Linked DNA regions of Homo sapiens: region 2 is linked to region 1. Evidence: chromatin loops called from intact Hi-C (ENCODE). Cell type or tissue: heart right ventricle. All regions are shown on one strand. Links, peaks and the distances in the headings refer to the core of each region. The heading gives the core; the rest is flanking DNA. Region 1 has its middle 110 kb from the start of ARHGAP42. Region 2 overlaps ARHGAP42 (Rho GTPase activating protein 42).

Region 1 (16,373 bases), core at 5,772-8,271:
TGGGTATATTATCTGATGCTGAAGTTTAAGCATGTAATAATCCTGTTACCCAAATATTAAACATAGTACCCAATAGGTAGTTTTTCAACCCTTGCCCCCTTGCCTCCCTCCCCTTTTTGGAATCCCCAGAGTTTATTGTTCCCATTTTTGTATCTGTGTGACGCAGTGTTCAACTCCCACTTATTAGTAAGAATATGCAGTGTTTGGTTTTCTGTTTCTGCATTAATTTACTTAGGGTAATGGCCTTCATCTGCATGCATGTTGCTGCAAAGGACACGATTTCATCCTGTTTTATGGCTATGTAGCATTCCATGGTGTATACATGTCATATTTTCTTTATCCAATCCACCTGGGGTTGATGGACACCTGGGTTGATGCCCTGTCTTTGCTATTGTGACTAGAGCTGCAATAAACATGTGAGTTCAAGTGTCTTTTTGGTAGAACAATTTATTTTCCATTGGATATATACCTAGTAATAGGATTACTGGGTCAAATGCTAGTTCTACTTTTAGTTCTCTGAGAAATCTCCAAACTGCTTTTCACAAGGGCTGAACTAATTCAAACATTGTCTATTCATGTCTCTTATCTGCTCCTGTGGGACCCCAAAAGCTCCTCCTGTCTACTTCTGCAAATCCTCAAAGACAAGTCTAGACTCACATTTGTTCAGGAATAGGACTGCTAATGTTCCCCACTTCTGGACTCCTCCACTTCCTGTAAGTTACTTGAGGTAACTTAACTCTGTATCCACCACTGGCATGCTCTGAGGAAAACCCACTACTGAAAACGTGTGTTTGGACCAATCTTGTGTGCATTTAATTTTTAAAACTACATAAAGGACGATTTAATAGTAAAGGACATTCATGATAACCGTTTGTAAACCAAAGGGTTATTTTATATTAGACAACAAATACTCCAAGCTTCATTTATAAATTCATTCAAGCTGAATTGTATAGGAGATTTGCTCAATGTGTAGTTCATCCCGGGCTAAAAGAGCAAACTAGCAATTACAGAGAGCTGTGTAAACCTGCACATGACAGTGCAGTGGAGCTGCACCGAGACATGCTTAGGACATGCAGAATAAATGAGTGATTTGGGTGATGTTCTTTGAATGTACCCCATTAGAATATAATCCACATCTGCCAAGAAGCAGCTTTAGTATAAACATTTAGTATTTATGCATTGTATCTGCTTGCAAGAAAAAGCAGTAGAAACTGAAAATGGCAATGGTCAATTATTTATCTTTCTCCTTCTCACTCTTTCATAACATAAAAAGGTAATTCCAAAATGACATTTTCCACATAGAATTATCTCATAGACGACAATGTACACATACATACAAAATCTCCAACCTAAATGGTTTTCTCACTGGTGGCATTTCATTTCCTTATTTCTCTAGAAAACAATATGGATGGTTTTCTCTGGGGGGAAAAAAAATACACCTCCAAGCTGAAATTTTAAATCTCCAAGAACATGCAAATCCTTTGCCATAAAAATAAAATTCAAGTAAATTCAAGACCCTTCCAGGCTAGTACTGTTCCTAGAATAACATATCATATAAGTTTCTCAGTATTTGAGGTTCTAAAAAGCAACTATATTAAAACTGCTACAAATTTGAATGTGTACTAGTTATACATGCATGTACCTGGCAATTATCAAAAATGACTGAATTTAACTTTATTTTGATCACATCTGCATATGAAAGTATTGGTGCAAGACCATCAAACTGTGAACTGTAAAACAAGTGGCCAAGAATTAGTTTTATATCCTGTAGCTAACCATATACCTCCAGTCTATAAAGGAGTTGGGAGTGGCCAAGAGTTGGAGTAAGGGGTGAGAAAAGATTTTGAGAAAACTTTCATCTACCCATGGTGGGGATAAGATGCTCCTTTTTTCCCTGAAGCCCTGTAAAGAATGGCTTCTGGGCTAACTACGTTGTCTTCTTGAGTTTGGTGGCCATTGCATGTTGGTATCTTACTAATAACAGAGAAATCTAAAGAGTGAGATACTGATTGGATTACCTACAGCAGTAGAGCCTCTGGAAATATTTTCAGAGTAAGTCAACTCCCACTTACAATGGGTCAGAGTTGCAGATTTGCTATGGACCATTCGAGAGAGTGAGAGAGCGCAATTATATTTCTTTGTAACTGCACCCTCCAAGTTTTTTTATTTTAGCTTGATATTTGATAGATATACATATATACCCCTCCCATCCCCTTTCTGAGGTCCTTTCTGAGGCTCTCTTCCAGTTAGAATCTATCACATTATAATCTGAGCTTCAATTTCCCTTTAACCCCCTCTTAATTGGCTTTCCATCACTGAATTTAGTATTGGACTGGATTGGAAGACGGTGAGAGGAAAATCATTGACTCTTGCTATCCTCACCCACCGCTCCTCAAGAATGGGCATTCTCCAGCTCTTCCAGAATCATGTTCTTCTCTATGTAGTTCTGCAACTCTAACTGAACCTAATCCTTTCTCATCTCCTTACACTGCAGTTTCTATAGAGTTTCTCACCACACATATATCTTTTTACAACTATTAAAAGGTCATACCTCCAGTCCAGCAGTGTAAGGAGATGAGTGAAAGAGTTACAGAGTACAAAAGCAACTTCTACTGTTTAAGTACATTATTGTAAATATGCACAATATAATGCTATCTGGTCATTTCAAATGACATTTATGAAAACTCTGTAAAAACATGAGAAATGCTTATGGTAAAATAAAAAGTGAAAAAGCAATTTACATAACATATAGTTGTAGACCTTTTAATAGTTGTAAAAAGATATATGTGTGGTGAGAAACTGTTTAGAATAAAGCTAGCACTTGTGTTAAAATGGGGAAAGTATAAATATTCGTACTTCATTATGCATAAAAATATCTTCAGAATGATACACAAAAAATAAGTAGTTGTCTATTGGAGTTGAAGGTAAAACTGAGCAGTGGGGTACAGAAATTTACAAAAAAACTTTATACCTTGTTATTTTTTTTGAACCATGTGAATGTATTACTTATTGATATTAATATTAAATAAGGCCGGGCACAGTGGCTGACACCTATAATCTTAGCACTTTGAGAGACTAAAGCAAGCCGAGAACTTGAGCCCAGGTGTTCAAGTCCGGCCTGAGCAACATGGCGAAACCTTGTCTCTATAAAAAATACAAAATAATTAGCTGGGTGTGGTGGTGAACACCTGTAGTCCCAGCTACCAGGGAAGCTAAGGTGGGAGGATCCCCTGAGCCCAGGAGGTCGAAGCTGCTACAGTGAGCCGTGATTGTATCACTGCACTCCAACATGGGCGACAGAGTGAGACCGTGTCTTAAAAAAAGAAAGGAAAAAGAAAAGAAAATATTAAGTAAATGCATGTGTGTGTGCATGTGTAACAGAAAGGTAATACACAAAGATGTAAGAATAGTGGCTGTCAGTCTGTATTGACAAATGGTTTTTCTTCTTTCTACATGTACCAGCTAAATTGTCCTCAATGGATGTAAGTTTCTTTTATCATTTTTAAAAATGCAATGAAATATTTTTGTCCAGCTATTTTTTAACTATTGCCTTGTTAAACAAGCTATAATCAATAATTTTCCAAGAAAGGAACAGAAAACTATCATTTCTAGAGTCCCAAATTAATGTAAATAGCTGTGCCAAGGAGTTTGCATGCTTCCTGGGGCAAAATCCGCCAGAGCATCAAGACAGGATCCAAACAGCATTCTGCTTTCATGGGGCTCTTTCATGTAGTGCCTAAGACGGTGCTCCTTAAACTTTAGTGTTCACACAAATCCCTTGGGAATCTTGTTAAAATGCAGCTTCTAATTTAAGAAGTCTGGGTGAGGGCCAGGCACGGTGGCTCACGCCTGTAATCCGAGCACTTTGAGAGTCTGATGCGGGTTGATTACCTGAGGTCAGGAGTTCGAGACCAACCTGGCTAATGTAGTGAAACCCCGTCTCTACTAAAAATACAAAAATCAGCCAGGTGTGGTGGCACATGGCTGTAATCTCAGCTGCTCGGGAGGCTGAGGCAGGAGAATCACTCGAACCTGGGAGGCGTAGATTGCAGTGAACTGAGATGGCGCCACTGCACCCCAGCCTGGGCGACAGAGAAAGACTCCACCTCAAAAAGAAAAAAAAAAAAAAGAAGAAGTCTGGGTGAAGCCTGGGATTCTGCATTTCAAATGAGCTGGCAGGTGAAACGAATGCTGTTGGCCTGCAGATCACACTTTTGAGAAGCAAAGGTCTACCGCAACACGTCTCTGCTGCTTCTAGTGTAGCACAGAGTCCCCATCAGCATGAAAGGACTGTAGACCTCAGAGTGGTCCACAAACCAACTCACGCTGTAGAAATGATTAGCAATGTTATACTATTTTATTTTACTTAGTTGTCCCATTCAAAACTTGTGAGAAAAAAATAAAATTTTAATTTTAATAGATGGGACATATCAAACAAAAAGGATTTCTTATGACCTTTGAAACATCTTACTGTTTGGCATAAGCCAACTGCTTAGGATGAGCAAGTACTACTCTGCAGTTCCTCATTGGCCCAATCTGGTTTAGGTCTTTAACAGCAGTTGAGTTGAAGAAAACAACCCTTTCTTCTGGGATTAAGGTGTCCTCCTCATTTAGGACTAGAGCCAGTGAGTGAGAACACTTGGATTCTAGTCTTAGCACTGTCATTTAGGAGCAGCACGACTTTGGGCAAGTTATTATAGGCTCCTGGCTCTCAGACTCCTCATTTTTTAAGAGTAGCTCATGAGCTGGTAGCAAGAACATTCCGGCTGTAACATCTGAGGCTGATTACACTGACTGGGCAAGCTGCAGATGTCTGCCATATTTGTACTTTATCCTCAGAGCCTTGGGGAGCTACTGAAGGCTTAAAAATAGGAGAACAATACAATACAACATGAAGGGATTAACACAAGAGGATGAGAGGAAATCCCCCAGTTTGGCCAACAATTGGCCAAATGATATTTAACTATGCGCAGCTGCCAAACTTAAGTCAAATTTCACTTACGGTAACCAGCAGAAGAGAATCATTCCAAAAAGCAAGGCCAGACTTGTGTTTACTCTTCAAACAAATAATTGATTTTACAAAAAAGAAAAGAAAAGAAAAAAAAAAGCTGGGCATGGTGGCTCATGCCTGTAATCCCAACACTTTGGAAGGCCAAGGCAGGCAAATCACCTGAGGTCAGGAGTTTGAGACCAGCCTGGCCACCATGGTGAAACCCCGTCTCTACTAAAAATACAAAAATTAGCCAAGTATGGTGGCACACGTCTGTAATCCCAGCTACTCGGGAGGCTGAGGCAGGAGAATTGCTTGAGCCTGGGAGACAGAGGTTGCAGTGAGCTGAGATCGTGCCATTGCACTCCAGCCTGGGTGACAGAGCGAGACTCTCTCTCAAAAAAAAAGAAAAAAGAAAAGAAAAAAACCTTGATTAGAGGTAATTATATAATATCAGTTATTGCAAGTGTTTAAATGTTTGTATATGCTTGAATTATATTACACAGGAATTCCATATCTGTAAACCAAACTCAGGCATTTCATATGCTAAGGCCTGTGATCAAACATTAAAATCTGATTCTAATTAACACTTCCCTCTTGGAATTAATAATGACAACAATTATTTATTGAGTATCTCTTCTGTGCTGGGTGCCTTACATGCATTGTCTCGATTTACTCTCCCAGCAACTGCAATGAGATAGATATTACCATCCCCATTTTATAAATTAGAAAGCAGACTCAGGGAGTTTAATTAACTTGCCAGAGGTTATACAGGTGGCTGAGCTGGATTTTGAACTCTGGTCTATCTGACTGCTTGGCTCTTAACTTCAGGCTCACTTAAAACAGAAAGCAAGCACAGGCAAATTTGCCAGTTGTTAGTCAATCAAAAATCATGCATATTAAATATCTAGACAATCTGTAACCACCCATAAGTGTATCACATACTTGGTGAGGTGAGTCTCACTGTGAGTGACATGTCATATTTTATGGTATTTGTCTAAGAATGAATAATCTTGACTACAACCTTGCATATATTCTTAGATTGCCAGTTTTATATTCCCTTTGGATGCATATAGTTAAGATTTCAATATATATCCAAATAAATATGTTTGCTGTCATGCATAAGTAGTAGATATTGAACATCTATAAATTTACTTATTTTGTGTGTATTTAATTTCAGGATCATCTATCCATATGTGAATCTTTTTTAATTGATCATTTCTTAAAAAATAAGGTCATGGAAAGATAAATACATCTATGACTGTATTTCATAGGTACCACAGTGACATCTTGTGGGAAAAGCATGTTGAGTTGTTTCTGTGTGTTTTTGAGTATTTCAGAACTACATTTTCTATTGACAAAGAGGAAACTGTCATCTGACTGTGAATTTGAGATGTTGGCCATTAAAATATAGTCTTATACAAATTCAGGGTAATGGGTTTTTAATATCAATTTTCAATAAAATAATAAAATATTTCTGAAATATAAGTAGTCTAAATTGATGAAGTTATGAGAAACAGTCATGATAGCAAGAATGAAAGACTTTTAAATCAGTGAATTTTTAAAATAGTTGTTTCTGTTTTTAGAATGTGAATGAAATAATTTCCTCCACAGATGACCTTGGAATAATTTAATTTCAAAACAAACAGATGATGTTAGTTTTTCAACATTATGGAAACTCTTATTCCCCCCAGGATATCTTTTAAAAGTCTCAGTCAAGACTTATTAGCATAAGATTGTTTACCGAGTACAAAATAAATATCTATTGAGTGCTCACTATGTACAAAGAATTATGAAAGTCTTTAATCTTTTTTCTTAGTAAGATTTACTGGTTTGATAAACTGGCTAGAACATATTTGTTAACAAGGCTGAGGACTGATTTTATTCATGTGGGGATGAGTTTTCTTATTCTATTTCTTTGCAGGTAATATGACATCATCTTTTTAATGACCTTGTAAGTGAAACAAAAACTGAGTGCTTTTCTTTTCTACTTCTATTGTTCTATTTTCTTTTGTATTTCTTAAGCCAGAACTTTAGTACATAGATGTTTGTTGCATTGTTATCTATAATATAATGATTCTATATGCATTCACATATGTGTTATTTTACTGTTATTTTTAATACTATGAAACATTCTAAAAGGTTATATTAACTCAGGATGACAAAGCAAACATTCAAACTATTTTCCTTATATTTGATGTGTCTGCTAAGTCAGAAGAGATGTGATCATCGATTACAAAAGGGCCGCTGCCGGATACATCTATTTTATTTTCACTTACTTTATTGCTTACTTACTATGCATCAACACTAGAGGGCATCTGAGGACTGGGCTAAGTACAATGTGTTACTGTGAGTAAAACAAGCCTCTATTAAAATAACACTACAACATCTTCCATCAAAAGAGCTAATAGTGTTTGTGGCACAGATATTCAAAAATTACTTGATGATAGTTTTATAATGAACTTAGTAAATATGCATACGCTTCCTATTAGAATGTTAAATTAAAACACTCCTTTTCGATACAATGCAATAGCTAATTCTGTAATTATAATTAAATTTACAAATGCAAAGTATAGTAGTGGCAATTATGCATCAAATTGTATTTTCAGCTGCACCTGTCTATATTTTAAAAGTCGGTATGCAGTTGCAAACTACTGAACATCTGAGAATGAATACAGAATTAGCTGGGCAAGGCTATGGTCTTAATTATTATAAATACCCAGTCTGTCATTTTTTTAGCATATGTCACCCAACAATGATGTATTAAGTGCCTACTGTGTGTCAGGATACATCAGTGTTCTGGATTCACCTTCAAGGAGCTCAGCCTAGTAGAAGGGAGAGACAAGTAGACAGACAGATGAGGAAATGGGCCATAATAAACAGTGCAGTGATGGGGTGTGCACAGCAAGAGGGGGGAATCAGAACATAGAGGAAATGCTGCAGCCCTTCCAGGTAGTTTTCTTTTCCCTGGTATGTGCCTGCCTCAGACTATAAAGATAGAGGCTAAAGAATAAATGCTGACATACAAACGTGGTTTCAAATCCTGTTCCACCCTTTTACTAACTCTGTGACCTAAAGCAAGTCTTTTAGCTCCCCAACTTTGATTTCCTCTAAATGAAGCAGCAATGATAATACAGGCTACCACAGAGGATTGCTGTGCAGACCAAAGATAATGCCTACAATGCACTTAATGCAACAGCTGGCACTTAATACATGTTCACTATCATTATTACTATTATCACTTTCATGTAATGACCAACAGACCTGGAATACACTCCATGGTCCCAAGTTGGAGGCAACCAAGGTGGACACAGAGATCAGTTACTTTTATTGTTTCATGGTAGATGAGATCTGATGAAGGAGAATATGATGATCCTTTGGAAATAAAGGGATTGATGGTTACCCACAAGAACTTGGCTCCAATCTCTTCGCCATTCTAACCAGTAAATTTGTGTATTCTTTCTCATTCTGTCTCTCTCTCTCTCTCTCTCTCTCTCTGTCTCTCTCTGTTTCTCTTTCTCACTTCTCTCTGTTTCTGTCTCTCTCTCTCTATCTTTCTCTCTCATACTGTTGCAGAGTATCAGTGTGGGAGGGAATCATCATTTTTTTTTTCTTTAACAGGCATTCAGGAATGAAATGTGTTCATTTTATGTCTGTGTGCTGCTTTGGTATTTAATGCATATGTCTCTAGCATAATATCAAACTTCAGTCTCAATTTCCTGAACAATCTGTATATTTAGAAGACTGAACAATATTTCACAATAGTGTTTTTATTTTCTTAATCTTTTTTTTTAAGCATTTGCTCATAGCTGGAAAGGTGACCATAAAACCAAAACCAGATAGGAAAAACTAAGCCAAAGGAAAACCAAATTCTGATTACTAACAACTATTTAGATCGCATTTTATCAACTTATGATTCAATGATGATGAGCCATATTTTGATAAGAGAATAACATCTCAGACCAAGCTTCCCTCTCTAATATCATAGATATTTGTATCATGACAAAGGATGAAATAATCCCACACATTAGGGTGGAGAACTTATAGCTATTTTCCTTTCAGATTTAAAATTGCCTGTTTTAGTAGATCGGTATCATGTGTCCTTTGCCTTACTTAGAGAGTTACAAAATAGATTTCTCCTTCATAATCTCCTAGAGGGAAAGAACCTGTAAGAAGATCTGACCCTATTTTGCCTTCAGCTGACATATCTAGGCTATATTTGGTAAGCAGCAAAAAATCTGGAGTGATTTTTAACCTTCAACTGGTGTGAGAATGACGGACTAACTTTATTTGAAATGGAAGCCAAGTGAATATCTCAAAATTATGACGTCTTTCCTCCCTCCCCATGGTGAATACCACCCCAACCTCCTTTTTTCAAATTAAAGAGTTCTTGACACTCATCTCCCGATCAAATCCATTTATTTTCAGCTGATCTACTCCAAGTTGATCAAACAACTTCTTTGGTAAAATAAACTACTCACAAAGAGTTCATGGGTTGAGCATGAAAGAGAAGGAAAGCTGGGTAGAGAAGAAAGAAGGAGCAAGTGTTATTTGATGATTTATTCTGTTGTTTATTTTTTCCCTGTCAATACAATTGCAGCTAAGACTATGTTTCTGTCTCAGCGTATAAACTAGCTTTTCACAAGCAGCTTTATTTTAGTCATCTACATCACGAATTCATTTTTTGGCACCAGTTGAGCACACTAGCTCCTATTGAGACGAGCTACAGAGAAAGCAGGCCAGCGCTCCCTCTAACCTTGACAGTGGTTCAACTGAAATACTGTGGATGGAAATTCTACACAGATGCAGCATGTTTTTGTTCCTCCAGGGAATACCAGAGAGGGCTATGGAGTGAGTCACCTGGTGCCATTGCCTAGGAAGAAATGATCCCTGCATTACCTGCATTCTGGACCCACTACCTTGAAAGCCTTGCCTTGCTCTATAGAACAATGAGGGGACCCAGCTTCGCATGCAAACTGTTTAAGGCAGTAGTCATTGTCCTGACACTTCTGTGGTTTACTCTATGTCTCAACACTCCTTGAAGTATTTCTTTCACTCACATCACTCTTTAGACATGCCTTTGGTTTCTGAGCTTATACAATATTTTCCTATGATCAGCAGTGTATTAGTTAAGGCTCTCCAAAGAAACAAAAGCATAGGAGATAGATAGATAGATAGATACATAGATAGATAGATAGATAGATAGATAGATAGATAGATAGATAGATAGAGATCAAGTATATATATATATATACTTGATATATGTACTTGATATATATATATATAAGTATATATATACAGAGAGAGAGAGAGATGAGGAAATTTATTATAAAAATTGTCTCACACAAGAAGTCCTATGATATGCCATCTGCAAGCTGCAGAACCAGGAAAGCTAGTGGTATAATTCAGTCCAAGTCCAAAGGCCTGAGAACCAGCAGTGGAGGGGTCACTGGCTTAAGTCTGGAGTCTGATGTTTGAGGGCAGGGGGATTGATGTCTCAACTCTAGAGGAGAAAGTGAAAATTCATGCTTCCTCCACCTTTTTGCTCAATTTTGACCTTCAAGGGATTGGAAGGTACACAACCACATTGATGAGGGTGGGTGGATCTTCTTTACTTAGTCTACTGACTCAAATGCTAATCTCTTCCACGAACACCCTCACAGACACACTGAGAAATAATATTTTACCAGCTATCTGGACATCCCTTAGCCCAGTCAAATTTTCACATAAAATGAGACATCACAAGCAGGGTTGAGCTTCAGAAATTTAGAATTTCTTTCTTCAACAACAACAACAACAAAAAAGCTTCTTTTTTAGTCTTTCCAGTTGACTGAGATCTTCGAGAAAACAACTTCTAAACTTCTGTGTATAATCATCCGGCCTTTACTTAAACAGTTCTCACCTCAACCACCATTCTCCCACCAACCCACTGCCTAAGACTCCTACCTTCTTCCCTACACACCCTTAATTAAAGCCACACATCTTTCAGGCAGTGTAGCTCATCAAATATGATTGAATGCCTTCTCCATCCCAGGCTGGGCATTAAGCATTGCAGGGATGCAAAGATAATGAAAGCAGTCCCTCGCATTGATTGGTGTTCTATAGTGAATGCCTGCTTATAGAATAGGGGCACTTAATGTGGAAGCCTAAGGATGGGATTTGAGCAGACAGGATGATGACACAAGGCATGAATCTCCTGAATATGTGTGTATGTGTGTGTGTGTGTGTGTGTGTGTGTGTGTGTGTGTGCGTGTGTGATGAACATTTTTGTGGGGTGGGCAATGTCTTTCGTGGTGTATAGGAAACGCATACCACAAAACACCAGATATGTTCCCTGTCCTGTGGAATATAAGGCAGAAAGCCTTATATAGTGATGAGCAGATGGGGCAGAGTCAAAGAGATGGAAGGAAGTTTATGGTGGAGCTATCATTTAGATACTTAGTATCACAATTAATATTAAATATACCCCTTCTGCTTCCCCATTATTTTTTACTGTTGTCAGCTGTTAAAAAAACTTTAAGAAAAACATCTAACATAAACAAAATTTTATTTTTACATACAAAATATTTTTAAGAGCATATAATTAAAAGCATTAACATTTTCTTATGCCTGGTGGCTTTTTAAAAAAAAAGTTTTATAATGTCATTACAGTTTTACCTATTCCTGAACAAAGATGATTCAAATAGCACTCCCTGACAGATAGTACCTCATCAAAGCACCTCAGATAACTGTGGCAAAATGAAGGATACATACAGCATCAGAACCTTAAATAATCAAAAAATCATATAACTTTATTATATCCCATTTAGAAGGACAGAAATAATATAGTTATTGAAACCCTAATTCCCTCAGGAGAAACAAAAAGATGAATCAAGAATTACCTGTGTTTTGAGGCTGTTTTTCTAGTTTCATTTCAACTAGCAAAGTTAGGTGGTAACATGCTTTTTTGTTTTGAGCCAAAATTGTCGTTTTAGTTGGACTGACCCAGAGGCAAAGGGTTGGACTCTTACAGAGGCACTGGGTTTGCACAGGGCACCATTCCTGGTATTGTGTGGAACTCCAGCCGGACCTGCTGACTGGTTCAGGGGTCTCCTGCCCAGAACACTTCCTTAAATGTGAAACTGAGACACAAAAGTGGAACTACTTGCCAGTCAAGCATATTACCACATCACATTGCTTTGCACAGCCTCCTTATGAACCAAATGTTTGCTTACTGCCGGGACATGTGAGACAGAGCATCCTGGAGGAGTCACAGTTGGAACTGAGGCTTGAAGCAGTTCCAGCTTTCGGAGGACAGTGAATGTTTCCTCACCACATCCTGTTTATGACTTTGCGGAAGGCCCCCACCAACCTCATGAGGGTCCTTTTACCATGTGGCATTGAGCCTGCATTCCCCCCAGGACATCAAGTTCTATGACCCCGCTAATGCCTCCCATTCCGGCAATCTTAACATGCCTAAAACTAATCAAAATGCCAGCCTTTGTGATTCTCTCTTCTCTTTCCTTACTGCTATGTGCTCCCTCTCTCCTGAATTTTCTCTTCATTGCCTTTTATCTTTCCTAAGTTTTCCCCCTGTGAGTCTGCAAAACCATCTTTCATTGTAAACAAAATTCCCAACACCCTCCCAAACATGGCACAAAATGTGGTCTTCTCCCCCAACATCTGATTTATTCCTAGACCCACTATATCCTGGGAGACATTAAGCAACTTCACTTCCCTCACCATGTTGCCCAAACTCTATGGCATTTCATCAGCCATTCTTCCAGCACTTTCATCGTTCCAGCCACCTAGCTTCTCCACGATGGTGACTCTGTAAAGTCCCAGTCTTGGATCAACCCACCTACTTGTCTTCTCTACTCTTACATTTACTGAATATGGTTGCAGAAAAGTCATCCACCTGTTCAGGCGAGCACCATTACGATATCAAGTCTCTCCAAGTGTCAAACTTGACCATTTTCTCAAGCTCCCTTTTTCCCTTTTTTTCTTCTTCCTCTTTCAAGCTTCCTTTTAGGTTAATCTGACCTTCTAGTACACTAAGAAAAATCCAGGCTATAAGATTTATATGCCCTCAATTACTTGTAGCTGCATTGTAGTATGTTGGTATCAGAACCTCACATTCACCTCCAAAAGGGTATCCTTTTTGCTCTAGACTAACCTGTTTCCCTGTACTCTGATCTTCCCTTCTATCTCCTAAGAGGTGGCTTCATTATGTATATTCTCCCCTTTCTCCTATAGCTATGGCCATTCCCTCTCAACTGGCTCTTTTATGCCAACCCATGAATATATTCTATTCTCCAATTCTGTGGAGGAACCACGCAATTCTTATTAATTGTATATGATTCTCCCTCTAGATGTCATCCATTTTATCCCTTGAAATAGAGCTTCTTGAAAGAATAGATTTACACTTTATTGCTTCCATATCCTAACTCCTTTTCACCCCTTAGCCTATAGCAAACCATATCCTATCCCCAGAACCCCACTGACACTGCCCTCAGTGAGATCATCAATCATCTTCCAGGTGCTAAGCACAGAAGGCTTTTCTCAGTCATCTTCCTCAGCCTCTCCATGCCTTATGACTCTGTTAACCTTTCCCTCCCTTTACCTCTCTTGGCTTCCTTGATGTTGCTCTATCCTTACTTGATACCTTCTCTCTGGCTGATCTTTTCCAATTTCCTTCAAGGACTACTCTCTTTCTACTCACCCCTTAAATGTTGGTGTTCCCCAGGTCAGTGGCTCCCAATCTTTTTTACTTTGTAGTGTACATAGATAATGAAACTATTTATATAACATTCAGGGATAAACTGGACACTCCTTGGTGATATCTAAAGGGTGCCGGGTTAAAAGAAAAAGGAATTACCTTCATTTTATATTGTATTATTTATGGTAGGAAAAATAAAATAGAAAGAACTAGAAAAGTTTTTAAATGTTAAATTTGTTTGAAATTCCCAAATATTTTTTAATCTTTTTATTCTTGAAATGGCTATTCACAATTTCTTGTCAAGACTTTATCATCATAATTTTTTCACTGGGTAGTAAACATCAACAGGAAACTTCACTGTCACAGTAGGTGCTAAAAATATTTTTAACATTTGACAACCATTCAAATCTTTGCAACAGTTATTATATTTCAGGAATTGAATAGCTCTTCCTTTTCTTTCACTGACAAATGTAACATTAAAATTTCTTATGCAAACGTGAATTTCTAGTCTGACTGATCTGTTTCTTATCAAGGATTCCAAAATGGTGGCATTCTCATCTGAAGTACTTGCAGTACTCCAGACAATTTGGATTTCATACTGGCCATAAACTGACAGAATTATCCACAGTGTGTGAAGTCAGAGATTTGGGGTAGCCACCAAGAGTGACACCTACCTCCCTGTCTCGCCTCCCTACCACCCTCTCACCTTCCGTCTCTCTCAACTGGCCATACCTAGAGGTATTTGGGTACCTATACCATCAATCCCCCAGCAACACTACAGTTGGCAATTTCCACGCTGAAGAAAATGTCTGCAACAGATATTGAAATGGTAGATTATTTCTGAGTTTTGCAGCAAAGCTAGAAGCTAGAAGACCTTCATCATGCTAGCCAATTTCAAAGACAACCACATAAGCTGTTAGAAGCACTATGTTCCAACATCCCACTGAGGACCCCTGGAAATGGCTGCCACATCTGCAGGCAATCTGCCTAGGGATGCTGGACACTGCTTCTCCTATCCAACTTTCCTAAATGTGAAGGAATTACTATCTCACAGAAAATTGGTACCATGTTATACCAGGCAGAAAGCTCTGCCGTTGAGCTATGTCCTCAGCCCTCTTCCCATTATATAAAGTCTTCTAGAAAGAGGACATCTGTTTTTATGACTGCAACAGCCTCTTGTGTGTTGGTAATTCCTAGACCTAAATGTCTATGTTCTGAACTGGAGACCTGTATCAGGATGTTTCCATTTGGATGTTCCACGGTCTAGAATGTCCAAAATTTAACATACTCTCTTCCCTTACACTGAATTCCCCTTCTCAGTAAATGGCAACACCATGTTTCAGTTACAGAAACTTAAGAGTCACTCTCAGCCCTTCCCTGTCCTTCACCAACTATATATCATTAGTCATCAAATTGTGTCTACTTTGCTCTCAGATACATAGTTCCTTCTCTTAAGCCTCACAAAATGCCTTTACTGAATCACTAAAACCACCTCCAAGCTGATCTTATTATCTCCAGACTGCCCCTCTAAACAGCCAAACAGCCAGCCTCGTAATTTTTCTAAAGAGTAAATCTAATCATGTAACTCCCCAGCTTGGAGTCTTTAATAATACCCCATTATCTACAAGATAAAGCCCAAATTCCTTAACATGAAATACAAAACCCGCTTAAATCATCTCTCACCATTCCTTCCCCATATTCTACAATGAACTCAGTAGTTTTTTGAATGAGCCCTGCTTTCTTGTCTCCATGACCCATGGTGATACTTCTGCCAGAAATGCCCTTCCTTTCTACCCCACTCCATTTCCTCACTAGGATGACTGCCAGCTGTCTTTTCAAACTCAAATCAGCTGCCATTTCCTCTGGGAAGACTTGCCCAGTTATTCTAATCTCCATCACCTCTGCTGGGAGGATCCATTCTATTCTGTCCATGCTTATACTGCAAGGATTTTTATATCATCTGCTTTCTTTAATGTTTTAGAGAAAATTATAAAGATACACACACCTGTCACATAGTTCTTACCACCAAGGTCCCATAACATAGTGGTTGACCTAGACATCTGGGTATTGTAGAAAATAATAGAAAGCTCTTAAATGCAAGCATGAGGACAGGTTTATTTTTAAACTGTCTGTTGTATGCTTATGCAAGAGTCTTGATTTCATGACTAGAGGTGTCTCTTCTGAACAGCCAGCAGATGAACCAGCCTCACGTCCTGGCGCTCTTCACCCCACTTGCCCATTCACCCCTACCTTGTGCCAGTCCCCAAATTAGGCCAGTGGCTCCATCCCAAGTCAGTCCCCCTACAACTCTTTGCTATCCCCCTACACGTGTAGTCAATTTACAAATGGCACTTTCCTGAAGGAGGAGTCATTTTCGTACATTCCAAGAAGTTTCTGCTCCCTGGGGGCCTCTGGGTCAGTGGAGGGCATGAACTCATCACCATCCTGACACTGTTCTTATCCAAGGGTTTCTATCTGTGGCCATCCTCTCTCTGCCTCTGCTTGGCCAAAGGCAAGCACCAGGAAGTAACCCTACCACACAGTTCTATACTATCTCACTTTATCATTTAAGCCCAGAATAAAATCATAACTTGGTATAACCATTCAATATCCATTTGACTTCTGCCTTTTTTTTGCATGGGGGGTAGGGCTTCAGCACTTTTTATTTGCTAATGAGATTAGGCA
Region 2 (16,373 bases), core at 7,785-10,284, 350 kb after region 1:
TTTGTTGAACCGGTAAGTTTCAGATTTTTGTATAAATGGTGGGCTCAAAACAATCTATGGAAAAAAAGTACACTGTTTTTTCTATAATATATAATTTTTCTTGAAAATTATGATTGATAAAAATAAAAGGGGAGTGGGAAGGGATGAAAAAGTGGAGCACAGGGAACTTGTAGGACAGTGAAATTCTTTTGTACAATAGAGTAGTGATGGGTGAGAATACCGTTATATGTTTGTCAAAACCCATAGAATGTGTAGCACAAAAACTGAGCCCTAATGTATACTATGGATTCAGTTAATATTAATGTATTAGCATTGTTTCATCGACTATAACAAATGTACCACAGAAATGCAAGATGCTAATAAGAGAGGAAGCTGTTGGCGGGAGGGGGGTGCAGAGGTGGTGGGGGACAGGTGAGCTGAGAGGGCATAAGGGAACTTCATTCTTTCCACTCATTTTTTGGCAAACCTAAAACTGCTCCAAAAATAAAGTGTATTAATTAAAGAAATTTTTTAAAAAGAGGATGTGCATTATCTATAGATGAATGAATACACTTCACCAGTACAGTGACCCATTTAGCAAATGTTTAGACGGAGAGGGAAAACCAACGGCTCTGTTTTCCCCTTTGTTCTGTGCTCCCCTTCCTCACAGGGCTCGGATCTGCTTGACTTTCCTATGAAGTCATTTATTTTCCTAAGTCAGTGTAAAATGTAATGGATTTCCTAATGTAAACCGCGTTACAGAAAAGAACAGGTGGCTGGTCTTTATAAGCTTATTTCATTTTTTAGCATTTTTTTCAAGTGATACCCTAATGTGTTCCAATATTGCCTAAATAGGCATCTTGACAAAGTGACATGTATGATGAATAAAGGTTTGCTCTAGAGTCAGGTGATCTGTTGTCTGCATTCTTCAATTCCCATGAGATCAGAGGATAGGGTTAATAAATGTGTAAGTAATCAAATATCTAATCTAAGCCATTCTTTTCTTCCTATGTAAGTCCTTTAAAAAATCCATTCATAATAAAAAATAAAATACTCTGTTTCTATATTAGTGGATATGATAAGGAGAGGGAAAGGAAGGCAACATTATAAAATACATTTCACATAAATCATTTTCTAATGGAAATCCACCAGCTATCCCCTAAAGATAATGGAAAACTGAGACAGAGCAGAGGTTGGGGACTGTTATCAGGCCCAACCTGGCTTCCAGGACCTCTTCCTTTATTTGGAGCCTACTGACTCTCTCCTGTAAACTAGGCAGTAGGCACATTTGCAAGACCAGCTTCCAGCTAGAAAGATTAAGGAACTGAAGACCACCACTCAGGCTCAGGGATTTAACTTTTACGTTTTATTTAGAATAACAAACTGAAGTTCAAGTTCTGTTTACCAAACAGCTTAATCCTTAAATCCCCTAGCATTATCCTCTTATATAGTGGACCCTTTAAGGATCTGATTAAACTTTATATGACCTAGAGAATGTTCTGAAGCTCATCTGGGGCTCATGGACAACTAGCCAGCCTAACATTTCCTATTCTAGGAAGATGACCACTACTTATGGTTCCTGTTCACCTTCCCATTGACTAAGTCCCACCCCAGAATCCCACCATGGTTTTTGAAGCCTCGCTTCTTGCTAGCAAACTACTTCCCTAGGGCCTGCACCTTGGGATTTTTGAATTTCAGCTCTTCTTGACACCAAACCATCTGAGACTCCATTAATTCTGACAGTTTTTCTGCATATTCCTTCCTTGTATCTTCCCATTTCCTTCAGACACTGTGCTGATCTGCTGTGCTGTTGTTTCTTCTCACACCTGGAATAATCCTTTCACATCTGTATCCCTTTATTCCTCTTGGAAGATGATATGGGAGTCACTTGTTTCCCTAAGTCTCTTTTATAGCCCATCCTATCTGGGAATAGTGAACTAGAACATTCTGTAAGATGACATCAGATGTATACAGAGGAGATTGTAAAAAAATGTTCGTTCACAGGTGGCAGAAGGAATGACAAGAATTTATGAATTCCTGTAAAAATACAGTAGAGAAGTAGAAGCCACCTTTCAATTGAAATGTGTTTTCTTCCTTTTACCTTATCCGAAGCTATGATGTCCTGTTAAGTCTTCTGTCATGCATGCCTTTCTTATGACACCACAGTCAAAATTGATGTTATATTTGTTCTTCTTCCAAAATATTTTCCCAGCTGCTGTGTTTTTCCTAGTAGAGCATCTGGCCAAACCAAATAGTACTGTCAGTTTGGTCTCATCCTCATTTCTAGCCTCAGAGTCTCATCCATGGAGTTGTACTTAATATCCATTTGAACAATGAGAATAGAAATGGGATCAATGAAGCATGAGTATGTATGTCAATCTTTAGGTTATGCATTTACAAATTAATTTGGAGGAGAAAAGTAGTAAACCAAAGCTCCCAGGAGCTATAAACATAAAAAGACATGAAAACACTTTAATGTTTTTGCCGGTTTTATTCTTTAGAAATCCAATTCTTGTTTGCATTGCTGTTGCATGTTGCAGAAATCTAGTAGTCTATTCTAGTTTTAGCCCAGATTATTTTAACAAATAAGCATTAGAGTAAAGCAAATGGCCTGGGGATGGGATCTATCTTCTACAGATTGTAAGATATCCAAAAGAAAATATGAACAGGGGATAGTGATTCATGAAATAATATTCTTACCTTATGATGGTATTTTTTAGATTATTTTACATTGTTTTAATCAATATCAAGATCTTACTGCTTGTCATAAAACTTCTATACAGTATTCATGTGCTATTAAGAATAAATATTCTGGCTGGGCACAGTGGCTCATGCCTGTAATCCCAGCACTTTGGGAGGCCGAGGCGGGTGGATCGCTTGAGGTCAGGAGTTCGAGACCAGCCTGACCTATATGGTGAAACCCCGTCTCTACTAAAAATACAAAAATTAGCTGGGCATGGGGGTGTGTGCCTGTCATCTAAGCTACTCGGGAAGCTGAGGCACGAGAATTGTTTGAACCTGGGAGATGGAGGTTGCAGTGATCCGAAATCGCGCCGCTGGACTCCAGCCTGGGCAACAGAGTAACACTCTGTCTCAATAAATAAATAAGGAAATAAATAAATAAATAATCCTACACTGTCATTATTCTAAAGAAAAACTAGGTCTGACACATGAACTAAAAGGGGACATTCATGTATTATTTATAAATAAGCTACGTGTTATTGTTTTAAAAGCATACCTGAAATCAATTTTTTTGTTTGTGTTTGGTGTTTTTGAGATGGAGTGTCGCCCTGTTGCCCAGGCTGGAGTGCAGTGGCATAATCTCAGCTCACTGCAACCTCCACCTGCCAGGTTTAAGTGATTCTCCTGCCTCAGCCTCCTGAGCGAGTAGCTGAAATTACAGGTGTGCACCACCACACCTGGCTAATTTTTATATTTTTAGTAGAGACAGGGTTTCACCATGTTGGCCAGGCTGTTCTCGAACTCCTGACCTCAGGTGATCCACCTGTTTTGGCCTCTCAAAGTGCTGGGATTACAGGCGTGAGCCACCACACCTGGCCTGAAATCAGCTTTTTAAACTCAGTTCTCTATAAGCCATCTTTTTTCCAGTTTATTATATTTTATATAGAAAGGGATTATAGCTCACTGTTGATTTCTAGACCCACCATTCTGTATGGTAGCAATTACCCACAGCTAGTCTAAGTTAGGATGTGCTGTAAATATAAAATCAACAGCAGCCTGCAGAATCTTAGTATGAAAAAATGGGCAATAGCTCATTAATACCTCTGATTACAGGTTGAAATGCTATTTTGGATATATTGTATTAAAATAAATTATTCAAATTTATTTCACTGTTTTTTTAAAGTATTTAAAATATGTTTACTAGCCGGGCACAGTAGCTCACGCCTGTAATCCCAGCACTTTGGGAGGCTGAGGCAGGCAAATCACTTGAGACCAGGAGTTCAAGACCAGCTTGGCCAACATGGTGAAACCTCATCTCTACTAAAAATACAAAAATTAGCCAGGCGTGGTGGTGGGTGCCTGTAATCCCAGCTACTGGGGAGGCTGAGGCACGAGAATCACTTGAACCCTGGAGGCAGAGGTTGCAGTGATACAAAATCATGGCACTGCTCTCCGGCCTAGGTGGCAGAGTGAGACTCTGTCTCAAAAAAATAAATAAAAATTAAATATATTTACTAGTAAATTACACATTGGCTTGCATTTGTGGCTCATATTATGTGTCTCTTGAACAGTGGGCTCATCCTTTCAGATGTGTCAACAAGGTACGCAAGTGTAGGTCTATGATGGGGGAAAGAGATCAGGGAGGGAGAAACATCTCCTGACTCTTGGTTATAATATTCACCTACTGCTCAGAGCTGCCCGAAGTTATGAGAATGTTTATGGATTAGAAGAAGCAGTTCTAGAAGTACTCTGAACACAAACAGCTTAAATAAGAGTTGTGGAGGAGCCCAGGGGTCTCAGAAGAATTTCATGGTACATAAAGGTTTGTGGCTTAGAAAACGGAATCTTGTTATGACTCATCTGCCTTATGATTCATTCAGCTGTAAACTTGTGTGTGTGTTGATTTATGTCCTTTGAGCCTACTTAGTTGGACTGATGTTTTGTGAGCAACTACTATGTGCTATGTGTTTTCTCTGTGTTAGCTCACGTAAATCCATAACAGCATTATTATGAAGTAGTTGTTAGATGAAGAAGCTAAGTTACAGAAAGATTGTTGGTTGCCTAAGGCCACAAACCTAAAGTGGCAGATAGGAACTCAGAACCCAAATCTGAAGTCATGGCATAGTACCACTTCCTCAGTGGACACTTAACTACAGAGATTAATCCTTCCTGATAATATTTGCTCTGGCCAAATAAAATGGACGATTAGAAAATTATATAGTGTAGTTATATTAATTCCTTAAAATTAGAAGAAAATAAGAGGTTTACCTTTGGTAAGCAGAGACAGAAAGTATAATAGCTTAACGAGTTGGAATAAGATGGAATTTGGCTCCACATCTTACAGCTGTGCAAATATGGCACACTTTACAAATGCTCTGCCTCAGGTTTTTATCTGTATGTTGAAGACAAAAATAATGTGTAGTTCCCAGGATCACGGTGAGGATCAACCAACACAGGTAATGCACAAAGCTCTTGTACCTGGTACTTCATTAGCGTCAATAAGGCACCAGCCAGTGTGTACCTCACCTGTACTATGATTGCTAGATATGAAAACAACATTTATGAATCCCTTTGTTAGTTGTGGCTTTAAAGCCCTGTGTGGCTTTTTTAAAAACACATTTTAATTTTAGCCTTCTAAATATACACCTAGAGTAAGTTTTGTAATAGCATTTTCATGTTACAGTATTCCTTTTAGAGTCCATTATAGTCTTTCTGTATTAATGTTTAAAGTTAATGCAGAAAATGAAAATAAATCATCATATATAAGCTAAAATATAGTGCTTTTGATGCTCTTCCCTTGGACTGCTAAATTCAATTTAAATTTTTTCGCTGAAGAAAATTTGCCTAATTTGCTAACATGTTATAGCTTGTTATTATCAAGACGTATACTATAAAATACTTTTCAGAGTCTCTAAATTTAAAAAGCTTAAATAATTTTGAGATTGAAATGCTACTGGCTAAGTCTTTTTTAAAAGTCCATCAGCTAGTATATAGATGAGCAGCTTTTGAAAGTTTAACATTTTGATGTGTTTTTCTTTTTCAACGTAATCAGTTAGCTTTAATTTAGTAAAAGTGAAAAAAATAAGGTTAGCATCATTGTTTTTCGAAACTCTGTAGGACTAAAGGTTAAATTTCTATCCTGTTTAAAATCTAAGGGCATTCATTCTTTAAAAATTTAACAACAAAACTTTTAAGTAAAAATAAAATCTGTAATGGTCCTTGGATAAATCTAAAGTTCAGGGTATTGTTATTGAAAATTAGAAATTTGTGATAGAACTTAGTGAACAGAATTTTGTAAAAGTAAGAAAACTGCATCCTATGTGTTTGGTAGAAATCAATCATGTAGCTTCTGCTGGGCTTTATCAGCTTGCTGGTGACAGTACTTTCTCTATTACAATTGAGCTGTAAAGATAAGCTGGCTATTGTCAATGCCTCTGTTCCTTTACCAGGAAAGTGTACCTCAGGCCTCTTCATCTGAATTCCATCCTCTTGAATGCTTACAAATCCATCTTTTCAGGAATTCCAATGACGCTTTTCAGTGCTGAGGCGATGCATGGCCACGGCTTTGTTTTATTAATCAGTGCACGTAATTGTCCATTCATTCATTTGTGCTTCTGTCCTCCCATTTTAAAAGTAGTCTTTTCCAGGCCAGCATTGACTGGCCACTTTCCATTCTTGGCTCTCTTTTTATCTTCAAGTTTCTCATTATTTATTTGATTCGATTTATATATGCTTTCGTTTTCATGCCATGAACTCCTTTGCACATCTATGCATTAGACTTAAAGCAATCTGTAGTCATTTTGAAGGTATCCTTTAAGATGTTTATCTCTAAGTTTCCTCCAGGCAGGGAATTGCAAAGACTACAGATTTAACTCACAGGCCTGACACTTTTACAGTGTGAAAATTGATGCCTTGACTTTGCCCTACTTTTCTAATCTTCTTAGAAGTTTAGATGGCCAAATATGAAGGATGGAACTATATAACATTTTGATTTCTTATAGTGCCTTATGGTGCTTTGTGTTTGGGAAGTATTTATTTTTATTTTTTAAAAACAACTTCAGGCCAGGCATGGTTGCTCACACCTGTAATCCCAGCAAGTTGAGAGGCCGAGGCGGGAGGATTGTTTGAGCCCAGGAGTTCAAAACCAGTCTTTGCAACATGGCAAAACCCCACCTCTACAAAAATTAGTTGGGCATGGTGTCATGCGCCTGTAGTCTTAGCTACTTGGGGGCTGAGGTGGGAGGATCACTTGAGCCTGGGAAGTCAAAACTGCAGTGAACTCTAATCATGCCACTATCCTCCAGCCTGGGTGAAAGGGTGAGACCTTGTCTCAAAAAAGAAAAAAAAAAGTCATAAAGATACAATTCACATACCATACAGACAACTCATTTAAACTATACAATTCAATGGAACTTTAGTATATTCACAGATCTGTGCAACGATCACCACAAAAAAATTTAAAGCATTTTCATCACCTTAAAAATAAACATCACATCCTTTAGGTATCATTCCCAGTATACCCCACAACCATTAATACTGAAACACCACTAATTATTTTCTGTCTCTATTAATTTGCCTACTCTGGGCCTTTCATACAAATGAAATTGTGTAATACGTGGCCCCTTTGGTGATTGACTTCTTTTACTCAGATGCGGTTTTCGAGGTTCATCCATCTGAAAGCATGCATCAATACTTCATTTCCCTTTAGGGCCAAATAACATTTTATTGTATGGATAGACCACATTTTGCTTATCCAAATATTAGTTGATAGGTACCTTTTCACTATTATGAATAATGTTATAAACCAGCGGTCCCCAACCTTTTTGGCACCAGAGACCAGTTTTATGGAAGACTATTTTTCCATGAAAAAATTGGTGAGGAGGGAAGGGTTTCAGGATGAACCTGTTCCACTTCAGATCATCAGGCATTAGTTAGATTCTCATAAGGAGCAGGCAACCTAGATCCCTCGCAGGCACAGTTCACAATAGGCCTCACTCTCCTATGAGAATCTAATGCCAGCACTGATCTGATAGGAGGCAGAGCTCACCCAGGTCTCACCTCCTGCCATGCAGTTGGGTTCCTAACCGGCCACAAATGACCTTTACTGGCCTGCAGCCCAGGGATTGGGGACCCCTATTATAAACGTTCATGTACAAATTTTTGTGTAGATACATGTTTTTCTCTCTCTTGAGGAATTACTGAGTCATGTGGTAACTGTATGTTTCACCATCTGACGAACTACCAAAATATCTGCACCCCTTGACACTCCCACCAGTGATATATGAGGGATACAGTTTCTCCATGTCCCTCACACACACTTGCTATTATCTCACTTTTTGAGTCTAGCTATCCTAGAGAGCTGAACTTAGATTTCACTGTGGTTTTGATTTCGATTTCTCTGATGACTAATAAGAATCTTTCAAATGCTTTTTGACCATTCATATATTTTCTTTCAAGAAATGCCTATTCAATTTCTTTGCCTATTTTTAAACTAGGTTATTTGTCTTTTTATTATTTAATTATGAGTTGTTTATATATTCTGCATACAAGCCCCTTATGGGATAAATGATTTTTGTAAATATATTCTCCCATTCTGTGAGTTTTCTTTCAATTTTCATGACAGTGTACATGAAGCACGAGTTTTTAATTTTGAATATTTGTTCCTTTTCTGTCTTGTAATGGGGTTATTTTAAAAGATTATTTATCTGTTAAGTATGGTATCAGTTTTTCCAACTGGTTGGGTTATTGGAGCGACAAGTAATTTGGTTCTATACCCTTGGGAATAATAAAGTGCTATATGAGATTTCGTCAGTGATAAAAGGAACTTTCTTAGTATTCAAACCTATTCCGTCTATCTAGAAGTTTGTAGTTGTTATTACGGTTACTGTTATTATTTTAAAGGTCAAATTTACTTTAGGGTAAACTGAAACCATAGTTTTTCCCTCACATCCCAGCCATTCAGGCAGATTCACCAAAGAAAATGATATGTGGGAAGTGCAATTCTTAAAGCTTTTCAGGCTGTCCTGTTCAGTTCCTTTCATTTCACATCTTGGAATTTTGTAGAGGATGAAATGAACAAGTATATGTTCAAACCGATAAAAACGTTTAACTTTGCTGCCATCTAGAGGCAGGTATTTCATAATGCAATCTTCAATAAACCCAAATGCTGCTTCCAAAGATGTGGAATAAAAAGGAAAAGGTGTATGATTTTTTTGTATATAATTCTTATGTGCCTTCCATAGGATTGTACATTTCCTAGTGGGTGCTCAGCATGCGTTGTGAGATTAAAAGGTATTTGTCTGCTACTAAGTGAATCTGAATTCTGCTAGAAGCTGCCAATGGGTTTATTTTCCTCTTGACTGAAGTTGGCTGCATATAAAATGCTGAGGATATAGAATAATATGAATAAGATGAAGGTACCAGGATCTTATTTTTTAGAACATGATTAAGAATTTAAAAGCAGAGTTTAGTGGGAAATATTGGTTTACCAAAATCTGTGTCAAAATACGTCCGTAAGAGTTTTGGTTAGGACGACCCACATGTGGTTCAGTGAATCTGCAAGCATGAAGTGGCCCTTCACATGAGGGAGTGTCTCACAGGTAGTTCCATGAAGCGCACCCAGCATCTTCTCCAGATGTCTAATCTTTTGAAATAGAATACACATTGACATTCCTTATCCAAAATGCTTAGGACTAGAAGTGTTTCCGATTTTTTTCATATTTTGGGATATTTGCGTAGACATAATGAGATACCTTGGGAATTGGATCCAAGTCTAAACATGAAAGTCATTATGTTTCCTATACACCTCATACACATAGCTTGAAGATAATTTTATTTTATACAATATTCTTAATAATTTTGTGCATGAAGCACAGTTTGTATATATTGAACCACCAGAAAGCAAAAGTATCAGGTGCGGAATTTTTTCACTTGTGGTATCGTGACAGTGCTCTAAAAATTTTGCATTTTGGAGTGCTTTGGATTTCATGTTTTCAGATTAGTATTAGTACTTTAGGACTGGAGCATCAAGCCATGGCATAGCAATTTGAATGTACTGGAAACTTATGTGGCTGAAGAATCATAATTGACCATTTGTTAGAAGTTTTAGCAATGTTCTAGGTGTAGTTCTGAATGGTTTACTTCATGCTTCTGAAAATATCAGTGTGTTTTGTCTTTTTTCCATGTTCTAGAAACCAAGAATATTAGAAAAGTTGGATCTCAGGGGATTCGTTGTTTTATAGAAAGATTTATCACAGATATTCTTAAAATCTTCTTTACAAGTTTAATTAACTTTTATACTGATGATGATTTCAAAGTAGCACCTGCTTTGTATAGCATCCAGTTTGTAATGAGACAGTTTAATTGTGGATTAATTATAAATGGTAAAACATGAAACAATACTTCCTTAGCAACTTCATAATCTGTTAGTTGGATGTTCAGAAGACTACTGTTTTATATATTTCAAAAATGTTTTCTTTTCTCTCTGAAAGGCTCTAAATCTAAACATGCAAACCTTTATTAAAGGTATTTTTGATCCAATTTAAGCTGCAGTTTTGTTTGTGCCATAGTATATGCATTCAGGTAGACTATATATTTTATTGGATAATTTGACAAATATAGCATCATTTTAAGATAATCTTGAATATTTAGGTTTGATAATAAGTATTAGTTGATGTAAAACTGACAGTGTAAAATAATTATAAAAGGGCAAATGCTACATTTTGGTATAATATCAGGACTGTTTGAACAAGAGAAGAAAGGTCCTTAAAATATAACAACAAAAATGGTTTGAAAATGTTTTCTGAAATGAATATGACTTTGTATTAACTTGACTTGTTTGTAGGAAGAAAAGCATGAGGTCATTGTTTTCAGATAGAACCAGTGTTTATCTGTTGGAAATCATAGCACATGTAACCAGTTGATGCTTAGCTGAATCCTCCCTACCTACCCAGACAGAGAAGGTGGCTGCGTGTTATTTACATGAGAAAATGGTTTCAAATTGTGTTTCTTCCTTAATTTAAAATAATAAGTTACAGATACATTATGAGTGACTTTTCAAAAATGTTTTCTAACTTTATTGCAGGAAGAGGTTGTGGGAAAGATTAGGTTAGGAGACAAGTCTGTGAAATAAAATCCCTGTGAATGAAATGAAAATGCTTAAATTTTTTTTCCAATATAACGTTCCATATAACCTGTGTCCTGTAATTCCATGGAGAGCCTGTCTTAATTTATGGATAAAAACATAAATACACATATGAATTTGAGATTAGAAGGTTAAGATCATAGAAATTATGACTTTGTAAAGATTTCACTTTCTCTGAAATGAAAAACCTGTGTTATCTAGTTCAATGATTTTGCTCACCACTTCCCTGTTTTATGTTCTTTCCATTCCTTTGCTAAAATGTTGTCTATTCAATACTCAAATCAGTACTGCCACCTTGTGATACTTTTTCTTAATTTCATCTGGCCAAATTCTCATTCCTTCCCTTGGGTACTTCTTATCTGTGATTTACTGGTTTGGTCTTCCTTACGTTGCACATCTTTTATCCCCTTGTTTTGATTAGAAGTTCTTCCAGGGTGGGATCTATGCTATTATACTTTAGTCGTTATCTTAGTGGTCTCTTCTGGATATTTCTTCAATGCATTTGAATAGCAGAATAGTTAACATGACAAATGTCCTTGATCAGCCTCAAAAGTTAAATTACTGTCTACCAAAAAGGAAATAAAAATCCTTTTGTGGTTTCTGTTTTATAATCGTAAATCTATTGCCTGCCTTGCCAAAGCCATTGAAAATGTATTAGTTTGAGGAATTATAATGAAATATAATTTTCTCCCTATTTTATATCATTAAATGATCATTAAAACACATTTTCATGGTTTCTTTATCTCTTTATCTTTGCAGCTTTTGTCATTTCTTCAGGGCTTATTTACTTTTTACCATGAGGGATATGAACTTGCCCAGGAATTTGCACCGTATAAGCAACAGCTGCAGTTCAACTTGCAGAATGTAAGAGTATACCTGTTCTTACTGTCTCTCAGCAAATCTGCAAATCTGATTTCACAGGGCAACTAATTACAATTTTTTTCTAGCTGCTAGTGGAAAATACAACCCACAAAACCCTAATCTTAGTTAGAAAAATTTATACTAGCAAATTTTATAAAAATAAATATTACCCAGTTGGAGACACCTGAAAGTTTATTAACTTTTGCCTTCATCCAGTGTTCTTGTTAATTTACTGGGTGATGCAGGATGAGTAAGTTTGGAGAGCTAATTTGCAGTATGGTGGCTCTAGGTAATAACACTGTATTGAATACTTGAAATTTATTGAGAGTTTAGGTCTTAAATGTTCTCAGCATACACAGATGGTAACTGTGGTGATTGATATATTAATTAACTTGATTGTGGTAATTTCATAATGTATACATGTATTAAAACATAACATTGTACATGTTAACTATACAATTTTTATTTGTCAATTATACCTCAAGAAAACTAGAAAAGAAAATACTGGAAATAAGGAAATAAGACCTTAGAGAAGTCTTTTTTTTTTTAAAGATGGAGCTTCGCTCGTCACCCAGGCTGGAGTGCAATGGCATGATCTCGGCTCACCGCAACCTCCACCTCCTGGGTTCAAGCAATTCTCCTGCCTCAGCTTCCCAAATAGCTGGGATTACAGGCATGCACCACTACACCTGGCTAATTTTGTATTTTTAGTAGAGACGGGGTTTCACCATGTTGGTCAGGCTGGTCTCGAACTCCCGACCTCAGGTGATCCACCCGCCACGGCCTCCCAAGTGCTGGGATTACAGGTGTGACCCACCGTGCCTAGCCTGAGAAGTCTCTTTTTTAAGACAGCAAAATTTCTTTATTTGTGAAATGAAGGATTGTACTTTAATAACAAAGATCTCATCTTTCTCTGAAATTGAATATAAAATATGTGCTGTTTATTATTTTCAAATAACAGGTTTGAATGTGGTTTCGAGGCATTCAAAATAACTGCTTTAAAACATAAGTGAGAGATCCTTTTGTAGTTCATGGGCATGATGTTTGGGTGTTCACGCATGTGTGTGAGACATGCCACCCTCTGAACCTTGTTACAATCTCAGCATATTACCCGTCTAACCTGAAAAAAAAATAAGAAAAAATAAATACAAAATAAAAAATTTTTTAAAAGTGAGAATTATTTCCATACAGGCCACCTATTTCTATCAGAATTTATTTTGTAAAGTTGTCTAATGAATCCTTTTAGTCTCTGATTGCATAGCTATACAAATTCTGATGTTCAAATGCTGAGCAACACTTGCATTGAAATAAAAACACACCCAAAAGTTGAGCCAACCTATTTCACATTATCAAACCTGACAAATAATGATGTCTTAATTGTTGAGGTTTTACTATAACTGAAACCCTGACTGCCAAGTACTATATAGCCCAAATCATTTGGAAAACCTTCACTTAATTTTCTACAAAGTGTATGTTTTTCTGCTTATCTGGTTCTTGCTGTTGTGGAAATGTCCAGTAAATAAAACTACAGAGTTAGAATGTCCCATAAGAAATATGTAAGGGGATTTATTCCCTTGTGTTTTGAGTTTTAGCTTTTATTTGACTTAGATTTTCTAGCAGAATCAATTTCACCTTTAATTCATTCTATTGTTTTTCCATATGGAATGTATTTAGGCTTTTACAGTTACTATTAAAAGCGAAAATTATAAAAGCTGACGTATTTTTATGATTTACTTCCACATTAAATAAAATTACATTAAGATTCCTAGGATTCAGGAACAGGAGAGAAGTAAGGAATTGGAGAAAAAAAAATTAGACCCTTATGTTTGAAAGACAAAAATAGTGAAAGTGACAAGAAAATTTTCCTAATTTTGAGATTTTTTTTTTTTTAAAATGGGGAATAAACTCCTTAGATTTAGGTGGTAGTGATTATTGTATCTTCAGAAACATATTTGTGAGGTAATGCAAAAGAGGTATTCATAGAGAAAAGTCTGATTCTTCCTATAGCTTAAATAAACTTGATTTAAAGTGAGTAATCTATTTCTTGCAACAGAAGAAGTTAGAACTTGGAAACCTATTGATTTTTATGAGTTAATTTATACACTCACCTCTTAATAATACCTTTGCTAGTAAACCAAGCTACGTGATGTTTCTTCAAAAATAGCCTTTGGAACTGTGGTAACAAACTTCTTTTCTTGACTTGTTCTATGCCACATGTATCAAAAGTATATGAATTTATTTTGTTTTTTTCCCTCAAAAGAAACTAAGTCCCTATGTATCTGTTTTTTACCTTAGGTATTTAGGGAATTCAAATTTTATGTAGTGCATCCTATATTTTTTTAATTGCCATAGTTTACCCCCTAAGTAATAATGTTAGAGTGTGAAAATAGGAAGAAGGTCACACACACACACACACACACAGAGAGAGAGAGAGAGAGATTCAAAGAGAAACATGCAGAAGGTCATTCAGACAAGTTTTCACTAAATCAGTTCAACTCAGACCTTGGGACCCAACATCACAAAGACATAGATGTGGTGAATACTGCCAGAAGAATCAAGGTCATCTTTGTGCAATTTGCAGTTTTGAAACATTTTTCTGGGCCGGTCAGGTGGCTCACACCTGTAATCCCAGCACTTTGGGAGGTGAACAAATTGCTTGAGCCCGGGAATTTGAGACCAGCCTGGGAAACATGTAAGACCCCATCTCTACAAAAAATTAGCCAGTGTGGTGGTGTGTGCCTACAGTCCCAGCTGCTTGTGGGGACTGAGGCAGGAGGATCACTTGTGCCCTGGAGGTCAAGGCTGCAGTGAGCCATAATTGCACCTGGTTGACAGAGTGATACTCTGTCTCAAAAATAAATAAAAGCAAAACAAAATATTAGTCTGGATGTTGCTGAAACTTGGTAGAAAATAATGACTGAAATTATTGTTTCTGTTTACTTAAGACAAGGAATAATTTTGAAAGTACTCGACAAGAGGTAGAGCGGTTGATGCAAAGGATGAAATCTGCTAACCAGGACTACAGACCACCCAGCCAGTGGACGATGGAAGGCTATCTGTATGTCCAGGAGAAACGTGAGTCACAAAGACATAATTTCACGTCTCTTATGACTTAGCCACGATCATGAGATGTGACTTGGTTAGTAGTATTTCCTTCAAGTAGGAGGACTGAAATTTCTTATAGCTTTATATCTACTTTCCCCCCACCACAACCAAAGTGAGGACGTTTTTCCGCATTTTGCCATCAGGATATCTAAGTTGGCATATTGTTGAACTTGGGACTTACAGTCTTCACTCATACCATAACATGCGTTCAGTTTTAGCATTTAATTGTGATACTTAATCTCAACTTAAAGTTTCATGGAAAATTGCAAGCCAAAGCCTTTACTGACATGAATCATCCTGGTGACTGTGATAATAGTTTTACCCTCTGGCAGCATTATTTTATTTAATTTTGTGCCCTGTCAGTTTTCAGGCATATAATTGGTAATCATGGTAATGTCAAATTGGCGCTCTTTACTTCCTGAGGTTCGGAAATAAGTACCAAAGCCAATAGAGCACTATTATAATTGCCTCACACTAAGGACATTTTTCTCACAAAAATATTAAAAAGCCATTCGGACTTGTATAACTGGAGTTTTTTGTGCATGTTACTTGTCATTAAGTGGAATTAGTTGGACTATTTTGACTACATTCACGCTTTCAAACCGGATATGCCCTAAGGCATCATTCTCGTGCTGTTTTTGGTGAAGAAACAGTTGTGTGTGAGTTTCCAGCCCATCGTGGACCAATGTGAAAGGCTTTTGATATACTGTATGTGCAACATGATTAAGTGATGCTCATTTGTTGGAGAGCAGGACACACACAAATTTGATTTGATCCAGCAGACTCTGCAAACATTTATTACTGCATGGACTTGATGATAGAGGAACACTGGCTCAAGAGATCTGGGTTTTAGAATGTTTCTCTCTCATAACTACCTACCTTGGCCAGTCTACTGTTTTCATATCTAAACATGATAAAACTAGTGATCTGCCTGGGTACTCTATAGTTAGCGCATAATAAGTAGCTTTTACCCTCCCCCCAGTTCATGAAAAATTACCAATCCCTTGGCTTGTCAGTAGGGTATATAGATTTCACTTAGGACTCTAAGGAAATTTTTATTTTTTTTTTATTGTTATGTTTTTTACACAAGCCTGGAAAGGACTCTAAGGAAATTTTTGAGTATTTAAATGATTTTGTACAGGTTTGAGAGCCTTCATGTGACAGTACATTGAGAGGAGCTCACATTTTCTACCAATAAAATATTTGTCCAACTGGAAGAATTTGTTGCCAGTGAGGGCAGTAAACGTGAAAGTGGTAGAGGAGGTACCATCCTTGGATTTTTTATTCATTATGGTCTGATTATGTTTTATTTCTTGAATACTTTTCTAGGTGTTACACACTTGCTGAAATCTTTGTGGGCACACAATATTTTATTCTAAACAGGAAAGATTTAGATTAGCTTGCAATATTATTTTGTACATAATCTTCAAATATATCATATTCGGTCCTACTTGGTAGTGAGTGCACCCACTGGTTGGAACCATGGTTTGCCTACCTATTGTCAAGCTGTTGGACATTTGGGTCAGTCTATAAGCATAGGCCCTTCAATAATTTGGGGGTTACATGGATGGACTAAGCGCAGTGTTTTATGCGCTTACCTGAT

The links. Peaks named below come from ENCODE experiments on the same cell type or tissue, not always from the same donor. Only the 100,000 strongest peaks of a DNase experiment are listed, where the experiment ranks them.
Region 2: it touches region 1 in a loop (6-fold over the local background); 91 of 110 quality-filtered maps call a loop at or near these places.

Annotation. Positions count from the first base shown.
Region 1 is chr11:100,569,308-100,585,680 of GRCh38, forward strand. No RefSeq gene overlaps it. Among named protein-coding and RNA genes, the nearest start is that of ARHGAP42, 110 kb to the right of the region's middle. In heart right ventricle, for the core only: CTCF peaks have their summits at 6,278 (motif pointing left), 7,300 (motif pointing right) and 7,499; no DNase peak of the experiment used is centred there; H3K4me3 peaks cover 341 bases.
Region 2 is chr11:100,921,593-100,937,965 of GRCh38, forward strand. It overlaps ARHGAP42 (Rho GTPase activating protein 42), which reads left to right. Exons shown (of 24, transcript NM_152432.4): 6 at 1-12; 7 at 11,564-11,668; 8 at 14,611-14,740. SNORD13I (small nucleolar RNA, C/D box 13I) reads left to right here and starts at 12,682; the gene lies at 12,682-12,786. RefSeq lists a silencer at 1,046-1,340 and an enhancer at 4,367-4,426. In heart right ventricle, for the core only: CTCF peaks have their summits at 8,790 (motif pointing left) and 8,990; no DNase peak of the experiment used is centred there.